Linked DNA regions of Homo sapiens: regions 1 and 3 are each linked to region 2. Evidence: chromatin contacts called from ENCODE Hi-C or POLR2A ChIA-PET data. All regions are on one chromosome and are shown on one strand. The core of a region is the stretch at or near the end of the contact, and the rest is flanking DNA. Distances in the headings are between cores, read along the strand shown.

What was found. Hi-C counts contacts between places; a loop is a spot of excess contacts on that map. ChIA-PET counts read pairs that join two places held with the same protein, here RNA polymerase II (POLR2A). Pooled maps may share reads with other maps.
Region 1: a loop to region 2 is called in a map with no recorded cell type, with 2.4 times the contacts of the local background. The contact joins two enhancer-like sites. A Hi-C loop is called at or near these places in 2 of 168 maps with a recorded cell type or tissue (Caco-2 and heart left ventricle), 3 of 37 single-sample maps with no recorded cell type and 9 of 50 pooled maps. POLR2A ChIA-PET finds 5 or more read pairs at or near these places in 2 of 52 experiments (activated T-cell and common myeloid progenitor, CD34-positive).
Region 3: a loop to region 2 is called in a map of psoas muscle, with 4 times the contacts of the local background. The contact joins two enhancer-like sites. A Hi-C loop is called at or near these places in 4 of 168 maps with a recorded cell type or tissue (PC-3, aorta, endothelial cell of umbilical vein and 1 more) and 2 of 50 pooled maps. POLR2A ChIA-PET finds 5 or more read pairs at or near these places in 4 of 52 experiments (B cell, BJ, OCI-LY7 and 1 more).

Annotation. Positions count from the first base shown.
Region 1 is chr13:40,267,360-40,271,081 of GRCh38, reverse strand. No RefSeq gene overlaps it. Among named protein-coding and RNA genes, the nearest start is that of LINC00548, 49 kb to the right of the region's middle. Within about 2 kb of position 1,866, at least 2 of the 41 ENCODE cell types and tissues checked have a DNase peak (open chromatin) inside an H3K27ac peak, as active enhancers do.
Region 2 is chr13:40,680,370-40,683,808 of GRCh38, reverse strand. No RefSeq gene overlaps it. Among named protein-coding and RNA genes, the nearest start is that of FOXO1, 15 kb to the right of the region's middle. RefSeq lists enhancers at 1,606-2,370, 2,371-3,135, 3,136-3,439. Within about 2 kb of position 1,933, at least 3 of the 41 ENCODE cell types and tissues checked have a DNase peak (open chromatin) inside an H3K27ac peak, as active enhancers do; they include endothelial cell of umbilical vein and psoas muscle, where a contact is called at or near this core.
Region 3 is chr13:40,400,380-40,403,805 of GRCh38, reverse strand. The region is part of intron 6 of LINC00598 (long intergenic non-protein coding RNA 598); the gene reads left to right. Among named protein-coding and RNA genes, the nearest start is that of LINC00598, 79 kb to the left of the region's middle. Within about 2 kb of position 1,250, at least 25 of the 41 ENCODE cell types and tissues checked have a DNase peak (open chromatin) inside an H3K27ac peak, as active enhancers do; they include endothelial cell of umbilical vein and psoas muscle, where a contact is called at or near this core.

The DNA of each region.
Region 1 (3,722 bases), core at 617-3,116, 410 kb after region 2:
GATGAAATGGGAATACCCTAAGTTGCTCCCCTGTGCCCACTTCTGGGGAGATGTCACCATTGTTATGGCACCCAAATTTCTGGGCAATTAGGGATCTGTGTTAGACCCAGATACCAACAGGAAGTGGCTCTTTCTGCTGATGGTGTTTATAACAAACCCCATGGACCAGCTCTCAAAAAGAGAACCCAGCCTCCTTAGCAAACTCAGCTGTGGAGTATAAGCTCCTCTAAGGGAAAAACCTCATTTGCTTTTGTGCACTACTTTGTCCTATGCAGAGTATGGCATATCATGGGGACTCATTTTGAGGTGAAGAAAGTGATGATGGAGGAGCACAGAGCTGAGGGCCCCATGTCGATTCCTGCGTCAAGCTGCAACTCATGTTGTGCCGAGCACAGTCAAGGGAAATGGAGCTTGCTATCACAGGATATTAATTTGGTTCTTGGGGACTTGCTTTGGGCAATTGCAGAGACACAAACTAAGATGGCTTTATTAATAGAAGAAAATGTCCTGGCACATAGACTGCTCAGGATGTAAAGAAATAAGAAACTGATCCAAGAAACAGCTGTATCTTAGCTACACTGGTTGAAGGTTATCACTAGTTTCTTAGGGGGAGAAAATTTAGGACCAGGTTCAATTGTCTAGAATATCTAGTGAAATAATAGACAATTCTCATTACAGAATACCAGTCCAGTCTTCTCAAAAAGTCTTATTGTCAATTTCATATGGGGTTCAGTTAAAGACTTCCTCCAGATACTACTGACTGTTAGAATCAAGGTTCTAGCCTGGTGTGGTGCCTCGTGCCTGTAGTTCCAGCTACTCTAGAGGCTAAGGTAGGAGGGTCACTTGAGCCCAGGAAGTTGAGACTGCAGTGAGCTATGAGTGAGTTACTGCACTCCAGCCTGGGTGACAGAGAAAGACCCCATCTCTAAAAAAAATAAATAAATAAGAACCAAGGATCTGATATTTGAGTGGGAAAAACTGAGTGTTAAAAACATTAATCCTGCTTAGGTGGGATACATGGTGCAGAGGACGTGATCTGCTCTTGGTAATAATACTGTATATTATATTTTTGGCTTTGTTAAACCATAGTCGCTTTGTTAAACCATAGTCACATCTCTACTTTCATTTTATCCTCACATTATGCATGAGAGGTTAGCAGGACAGAGAGAGTGACTAGTATTGTCCTAATTTTGTAGTTGAGAAATTCAGGTTACAGTTTACTTTACTAGGAAAGGGCAGATTCTGGGTTTAGTTGGAGCAAGAAACTTGAGTCCCCAGCTGCAGGGTTCTTTGTCTACATCCTGTTAAATCATGGTTTAAACTGCCCAGACTGAAGACCCTGCACCTTCAGTCATGTCATGGGTCATGCTTCTATCTTCCAGCCCAGGAGGGTGGCCTGGTGGGATAGATAATGACTGCTATAAGGAAGGGTCTGGGAGGGGCAATGACGTGGCAATGATGGGTGTACATGAAGATGAGGGGAGGGAAGAATTTTCAAACCATCCGTGCACAGCTGACTTTTGCTTAACCAGAAATCTCATCTTCCAGAAGAATTTGGATCATGGGAGCAGGTTTTGAAAGGGGATCACTCAGTTTAAGTGGTGTCTGTGAATAGCAAAAGCAGCAGCCGAGCCTTGTCCAGTCTGTTTGCCCAGCCAAATCCAAAGAATCTGGGAATGCGATGATGACAGAAGCCTTGGGTAATGACTGCAGCCATCACATATTTTGACTTTCATCAAATGACTAGTATGTCCAGACAGAGAGACCTTGCTGTCTGAACCATCTGGTCAGTCCTGGAAGGACTGGCCATCTGGGAGTCAGCACAGAGCTCTCAGTGAGGGCTTCTCCCTGCAGCTCTGGCCAGTGTCATGAGTCTGCTGAGGGTCAAGGGTGTGTTTCAAGTCTTGAGGCTTCCAGGAAGCTTATGGATGGTTTAAGCCTGGAATGAGTGGAGCCAGGTGGGGAATTTTTGCATGAGCTCTTTAAGAACATAGGGCATGAGTGGGCTGGGGTATGATGGGGGCAGAGTATGCTGAGGCTTTAGGTCACAGTTCATATTGCTGTCTTGTGGTAATGTGAAAGTGTTTTTAATCACATGTAAACTCCTTCACTTTGGCACGTGATAGATATTTGGACCTTGTGTTGCCATCAGTCTTGAACCTCCTTGGTGTTAGGGCTGCAGAAAGAGTCAGCACCTGGCCGGGGAGAGCCGTGTGCAGACACAGGAGGGCAGGGGCCTGCTGGCTGCTTATTTCTTTGTTCTCATTAAGCCCATCTGTGACTTTCAAGTAAGTCCTCTGTACAGTTATCCACCTACCCACCCCCCCTTCTTTCCCTGATGTGAAATTCAGGAGATGAACAGTAATGCCACTCTTTGATTTAGTGTCTTTGAAGCAAATCTAATAAGATATCAAATAAATGCAGCAGTTTATTATCTGAAGTGGATTTTACCCATTAGCTGAGGGTGGTGGTTGTTCTTTGTGTAAAACAACGAGGGCATTTTCCTGGATGCTGGGGTCCTTAAGGAGAGCTGGGGGACCCTCCTTTGCCCACTTTTTGTCTAGAGCTGTAACTTAGTAATGTGAACTCCAAGAATGCAGTAACAGAGGCTTCCCATTGTCTTGCTATCACATATATCAAGGTACTGCTCTGTTTCTGACAATCAGGTATTCCCAGATTTCTTGGGAAACCTGGAAGTCATTTATAGTGATTTCTGGAAAGATGTATTTCTCCATGCAACCATTATGGAGAACAGGTTGCGATAATGGAAGATGCTTCACTGCAAATCATAAAACTCCTGATGTGGAGGGCCCATGGGGTCAGTGTAGGCTTTGGACTCAGACAGACCAAGGAGAAAATCCTAGCTCTCCAACACTGTGACTGGGCAAGCTTTGGCTTTCTTGTCTATCAAATAAGGCTATAACAACTGCTTCATAAGGCAGTTGTGGGGATTAAATGAGGGACGGTCTATGCTGATACTTCTTAGATAAGCATCCCTAATCCCTCTAGTCCAGAAATGCCTCCTGAGTTCAGATCTGTGTCTCCACCGGGATGCCCATCCATGCATGTACCCAGCATATCCCAGTCCACACTCACTCTTTCTCTCCCTCACCCTCCAAACTACCCACTTCCTCCTCCATGTTCACGGTAGTGAAGGGTTTTATTATTCACATTGTCCAAGCCAGTAGCAAGTCACTCTCAAGTCTCCCCTCTCCCTCAACCTGGAAAATTCCATCAGTCACCAAATTCTGTGAATTCTGCTTCCCCTATATCATTGCTGTCTATTTCATCCTCCCCACCCAAGGCCACTCCCTTAATCCAGTTCACTTCTTGTCTGGGTTATTGCAAAATGTTCCATTTAAAAATTTATACTGCCACCAGAGTGAATTACCTGGTGTCACACATCTATTAAAAATCCTCACCATTTCCTTTGTGAACTTCAAGGGAACATTTAATTTCTTTGACCAGGGAGAACAGGCTCTCCATGAGCTGTGTGCTTCCCTTCTGTCCAGCTCCATTTGCCACCACTTCTGTGTTCTTACCCTCAGCTGACACCAACTGAAGTACTTCGTGTTCTGTAGGAGTGCCATGGTCTCCTGGACTTTCCTCCAAGATTATCTGTTCTCTCGGCTTGAAATATTTTCTACTCCCTGTTCACCTCATTTATTCCTACCTGCCATTGAAGCTTGAGTGTCAGTTCCTCTTGGAAGAGGATCTTGAAC
Region 2 (3,439 bases), core at 684-3,183:
CACGGTGAAACCCCATCTCTACTAAAGTACAAAAAATTAGTCAGGCGTAGCAGTGTGCGCCTGTAATCCCAGCTACTCAGGAGGCTGAGGCAAGACAATTGCTTGAACCTGGGAGGTGGAGGTTGCAGTGAGACGAGATCACGCCACTGCACTCCAGCCTGGGCGACAGAGCGAGACTGCATCTCAAAAAAAAAAAAAAGAAAGAAAAAGAAAAAAATTTTGGCTGGGCGAAGTGGCTCACCTCTGTAATCCCACCACTTTGGGAGGCCAAGGCAGGTGGATTACGAGGTCAGAAGTTCAAGACCAGCCCGGCCAACATGGTGAAACCCCATCTCTACTAAAAATACAAAAATTAGCTGGGTGTGGTGGCACGTGCCTGTGATCCCAGGTACTTGGGAGGCTGAGGCAGAATTGCTTGAACCTGGGAGGTAGAGGTTGCGGTGAGCCAAGGTCATGCCACTGCACTCCAGCCTGGGCTACAGAGCGAGACTCCATCTCAAAAAAATAAAAATAAAAATAAGACAAATGTTAAAGGCACATAAAAGGCTCTTTTTTTTTTTGACTTTTCTGAATTTTATTACCTTTTCTCTAAAAGTTAACTTTTTTGCAAATGGCTATTAATGTCATATACCAGTAGAGGGCGATAAAACATTACTTTTTAGTATTATCTTAAAACTACTTTTACCAGAGTGGAAAAAGAATTTTTGGATAACTTTTCTTTTGCCCCTTCACAAAAGAAAACGATCGAAGACACTAGCAAGATGGAGAAACATAGTTCAATGGGAAGATCAAAAGTAACAGACAGATTACCATGACCTAAATTTGCAGAAGGGAGAATCATCATCTGTGTAAAAACTATAGTGACAGCTCTGTTTAGATTGGTTTATGTCTCAGGGAGACCGCCTTTTGTGCTAGCTCTCTGACACTGCATAACAACTGTGGGCAATTACGTATGGAAATCCTTCAAGCTGAAACAAATTGCAAAACTTAAGTGCACTTAGTCTGTTGTACCTTTTGTGGATCTAGAATACGTAACTTTAAAAATCTAGATTGTAATAGCTTCTAGATAGATGACAGTTTGGGCGTGAACCATTTAGCCATCCACTTGTGGTATGGCAGGAGTATATGGTGAGGAGTGGCCAGCTAACATTCTCAGGGGTCGGGGTGCCATGTTTACGTGGGCAGGCTTGATTCCTGGAAGCCGAGCTCATTTACCAGAAGAGCAGCCAATACCATGAATAAATCTGGTCCTGAAAAAGTAAATGCTCTGTTTCTTGGATTATTTATTTATATCAGATGGAGGGGGACAAGAAAGCTTATGCCTTTCCCTGTGGCCATGCAGCGCATGTGAGAATGTGCACTATGGCCGGCGCGGTGGCTCACGCCTGTAATCCCAGCACTTTGGGAGGCCGAGGCAGGTGGATCACCTGAGGTCAGGGGTTTGAGACCAGCCTGGCCAACATGGTGAAACCACATCTCTACTAAAAATACAAAAAAAAAATTAGCCAGGCATGGTTGGGGGCGGGTGCCTGTAATCCCAGCTACTTGGGAGACTGAGGCAGGAGAATTGCTTGAACTCGGGAGATGGAGGTTGCAGTGAGCCCAGATCATGCCATTACACTCCAGCCTGGGCGACAAAAGTGAAACTCTGTCTCAAAAAAATGTAAAAAAAAAAAAAAAAGAGAGAGAGATAGAATGTGCACTGTATTTAGCCTAGCCTGTGGCATTTTGTTTTGCAAATTTTAGTAGTATGGAAGTAAACTATCAGCATAAGAAAAAAGAAAATTCCTATGGCTCTGAATATGTTAGGATTTCTATCAAACACAGGGCCCAGCCCAGCCAGTTCCCAGTGGGGTAGGCTCGGCCCTTGGTCCCTACCAACACATTGACTGCTCTCCCCACAAGGTGATTTCACTGCACTGGACACAAGATGAGATGGTTTAGATGCTGGCACTGGAGCAGCTGCAGTAATGTGAGCTGAAAGGAATGCAGTTGTATGTCGAGAGTGCCAATTTCCAAAGCAGGTTCTTGAAAGGCTGTTTCTCTTCGTATGGTGAGGGACCTGTGCTGTTATCAAGACTAGGAAGGAAGGAGATTCATTAAATGTCATCATCAGCCTGAACAGGTGGTTGGCAAAGGAACGGAAAGCACGGAGATGAAGTTTTAGAGATCGGGGTGATTGCTGGCAACTAACATTATCAACTGTGATTCCAAGAGGCCCCAACTGTGGGAGGCCTGGAGGAAGCCACAGAGGTTATCTGGAGGGCCAGAGCTTACAATCTGGTTGGACTGGATCCAGCTGAATCCATCTGAGGCCAGCTCCAGGAAAGGCAGGTCTGGTATCAAGATGTACAGCAGACCATGGTGGGTGGGGAGCTCAAATTGTACTTACGGGCAACTGGGTGTGGGGAGGAGGGTTGTATGGCTCTGCAAGCATAGACCAGATCCTATGGCTATCCCCACATGAGATAGCGGGAGGATATCCTATGGGAGTTAGCCATAGGATCTGGTCTAAGCTTAACTTGAATTTCAATAGGCTGCCTTTTCTTTTCAATGAGCCCTCCTCACGAATACTTTGCATCCAAAAACTTTCTCCTTCTAATGTTCTAAGGGCTGCCAGCTGCCTCGGGCAGGCTCTCCAGAAGCCTAGGGAAGAGATACAGGGGTCAGGGAAGCATGAGTTGGGACCTCTTTTTTCTCCTATTCTTACCTGTGTTCAGCCTGGTTTACTGAAAGCAAGAGGTAATGAGCCTTTGTGGATGGGTGTGGCTGAATCATTGTGCGTTACCGATACAAGATGATCTGGAAGAAGCCCCTGATGGAACCTAAGGCCCTGGTGGAGTTTCTTTGAATATCATCAGAGGGAACTTGAGACCCGAGATACAGAGGGGACTGCAAACAGGCCTGCAGTGCCTGGGGCTGATTCCACAGGCAAGCACCTGTATCATTATCTCAGGCGACCCCCACAGCAGGAAGATATTATTATGCCAAGTACTCAGATAATGAAACTGCCTGGAGGAATAAGGAGTAGAGCCTGAATTTGAATTTACCACTTTGTCCTGCTGAGTGGTTGGTGAGGGAGGGGTAATAAGCATTAGAGCTATTAACTAAGGAAGCAGCATGGATTACTGGTTAGAAGCAAAGCCGTGGCTCTAGCCTGCCTGGGTTTGTATCCCAGCTGTGCAAGTAACCAACCTCCCTGTGCCTCAATTTCCAATCACACCTGCCCAGTAGGGTCTTGTGAAGATTAAATGAGTTTATATAGAAAAGTGCTTAGAGGCTGGGTGCGGTAGCTCACGCCTATAATCTCAGCACTTTGGGAGGCCAAGGCTGGCAGATCACTTGAGGTCAGGAGTTTGAGACCAGCCCGGCCAACATGGTGAAACCCTGTCTCTACTAAAAATACAAAAGTTAGCTGGGCGTGGTGGCATGTGCCTGT
Region 3 (3,426 bases), core at 1-2,500, 280 kb after region 2:
ACAATTGTTAAAACTAATCTGAAACAGGCTGTAAGTGGCATGGGAGAAGTGCGAGGTGTGGACACGGGCAACCCTGCCATGAGATGGAGGTCTCTGAATGTCGAAAGCGAGTGATCTGCAGATGTACAGTGCCCACGGGGCAGTCAGCCTTTAAGGGCAGTGTGGGAACATGCAAAGAACAGGACCCCAGGCTCCCGTTGCAACCAGGTCAGTCCCTGTTTTCAGCACCACTGGGGCGGCCTCATGGGGAAAGAGGGTACAACGGGGCTGGAAGTGAGTTTAATGGGGCTGCGATTCGGAAGCTGAGGGTTTTAGTCCAGCAACTGCTTAGTTGTTCCCGTACAACTTCATGTTGTTAAACTACAAGGTTCAGTCCTTGATCAGTTAAATAGGAACAATGCTGTAAAACCTCTGTCCAATCTACTTCACAAGCCTCCTGGCAATGCACATAAAAGGGCTGCATACATTCCTAAGCTGGGACCAGGAAGGGTGGGAGGCAGACGTTATCCTGAAGACAGACAGAGAGCTAGTCGTCTACATTTTACCATGTCACCTGCCTGGGAACCCTCCGCACTTGCCTGGGCCTAGGGTCCAATGGGCTTCCTGTCTCTGACCAGAGGTCGGGAAACAGCTCTGTGCGGGAGTTGGCCGATCTGCTGAGTGGGGTCGTCCTGGGGTTGATATTTGTTCTTAGCAACAGGCATTTCAAATGCACAATGCATGATTGTAGCCCTTGGAATGCAGCATTTTTGAGCAGCGAAGTACAGGTTGCCAACTGTAAAATATCACCATGTTCACACTGGTTCTAAAGACAAGCGGAGAGAAGGGAATAATTCTATATTAAGACAAACCTTGCAATCTACCCTCCAGAGCCTTCTGGAAGAAATTAGGATCATTTTAAAAAGGGCTGCATTAACACAGTGGGGCATTCATTCCTTTTATTTTATTCCTTACATATTCACAATTGGAAAATTTTTATCATTCTGGAGTTATTAAGTAGTATGGGGGAAGGATTACTTATTTTTGCATGTATTTTTGAAGGAGGCTTTCCTTATTTCTTTTCATGTTAAAAAATTTACCCTTTCTGAAGCCTTTTTTTTTTTTTTTTTTTTTGGCGTATGTGTGTTTCGCAAAACTTGGCACGAGCATGAGAGGCTGACCTTTAACTTGAGGAGGAGGAGGAAGTGCAGTGAGGGGCAGCTGCGGAGGGCGTGGAGGAGGCAGGATGACTCAGTGTCTCTGTAACGCCCTCCTCTCCCCTCTCGGCCCTGGGCCAAGTGTGTCCAACCAGTGCTGCATCAGAGAAAGAAATCCTGCAGAAGTGACCGCTGTGGTAATGACAGCATAAATAGTTCCTCTTTTGAAGTTTTAATGCTCCTGAAGCTGTGGGAGAAACAGTCAGCTTTCAGATTCCTCCCTCGACTACTGGCAAACCGTGAAGAACTGTGTTTTCTCTCCAAGACACACCAGAGTGGTTATAAGGGCAAAGAATGATTGGACTTTAGAAGCCGAAAAAGGACTAGAGGCAGACAAATGGACAGCATTTCAGGGTGGCCCTGGGTTCACAGTGACCTTGAACCTTCACCTAAGTTTTTGGCAGCTGAGTCTCCATAAGAGGGGACAACTGCATTTACTATCGGAGAACTGCAGTTTCTCTCTCTGGCTGAGTAGAGTTGGTCTCTGTCTATGGGGCATCCTGTGGTCATCTCTCTCTGCAATGCAGGAAGCTCTGTCTGCCTGCCCCCTTTCCTACCTAACTGAAATTGAGGGGTAATTGCCTCCTGCACCCATATTTTCGAAATCTCAACTCACATACACACCATCTTTTGCTCTTGACTTCATAACAGCAATAGTAGAATGTCATTATCTTTGTCAGCAATGGCAAAATCAGCAAAATGAGCACTTACTGTGTATAAGCCTGGTCAAAGATAACAGACGCAGAGAGAGAGAGAGAGAGAGAGAGAGAGAGATTCCTTCAAGGGTCTTACAAGGTATTTGAGGATGAGACCATTATTCTTTCCCCAGCACGACACTAAAACTCTTCTCAACAAAGTTGTAAGTGACCTGCTAATTGCCAATCCCAGCAAACACTTCCCAATACCTTCCTGAAATGGTTGACGTGACCTCATTATTTGAACACCCTTCCCTGAATGGCCAAGACAGCACCCTGCCTTGGCTCTCCTGCTACCTTCTCACACCACACCCTGAGGTCAATTCTTCCTCCATCTGTCCCATAAATGTAGCTGCTGTTTCTCAGGGTTCCACCTTTGGTCTTCTTGTCAGTCCTCAATTTTCTTTTTTCTTAGTTACTTTGCCTAATCCTGGAGGATGTGAATTTACATTTTAACACATTTCCTAGAGGTACTGATATAAATCCCAAGCAGTTTTGAGACTCTCTGGACTTCTTCATCCTTCTAGTTCTTAGCATCTGCATCTATAAAATGGGGATGATAATGGTACTTGTTTCATTGGACTGTTGTTAGGATTCTATGTAAAGCACTTAGAAGAGTGCCTGGCACATAGGCAGTTTTACATAAATATCTGTTGTTAAGTTTGGGCAAAGGCCTAATAGAAAATAAGTTTTTGAAGGAAAGTTGGGGCCTTTTGCAGAGACAGATGGTTCTTTCCCCAAATCTAGTCTCTCCTTCTTCCAGAATCCCCCTGTGGCACCCAGTATCCCTGGCCTCTCCATGCTACAACAGTGGCTATGTTTTTCTTCAGTTCAATATAGCTAGAATTGTGCAGGAAAATTCCTCAAAGTATTTCTCTATTTCATGGTTACCTGCCTCTCTTGGAAAGGTGGGAGAGTGTGAGAAAGGAGGGAGAAGAAAAACTCATATTTACAGAATACCCACTGTGTATTTAGTAGCAAATATTTATTGAGCACCTCTAGTTGTCAGGCCTTTTACACTTCATGTCATTCTTCCAAGAACCTTATGGGGAGGGTATCCTCCTGCTCATATTGTCAGCAAGCACTCTGGTAGGTGCTTATTTATTCCCGCATATGCATTGGAAAGCAGGTTATTTTTTAAGGCTTTACGATGGGTGGTTCTTTCTCAGCATTGTGTGCATTTGATTCACAGTTGGCCGACAGATAATGAAATTCTCCAATGCTCTGATGTAAGTCCTGGAATTATGACTGCGTGTGGGGTTGGACATTGTCTCGAGTTCAGCACCAAATGATGTTTACCTGCTTGTGGATGCAGTAAAGTCTGCCTCCAGTCACAGGCCCCAGTTCTTTCTATACCTGGATCTTGATGTAGAAATATAGAACTTGGAATACTGGCTCAAACTGACATCCATTCTTCATTCATTCATTCATTCATTCATTCAACAAAAACGTAATACGCTCTTGTTTGGCTAAACATTGGAATTGCAGAATCGAAAATCCTTTGCCCCTGCCCTGAAGGAGCTCACATGTTGCAT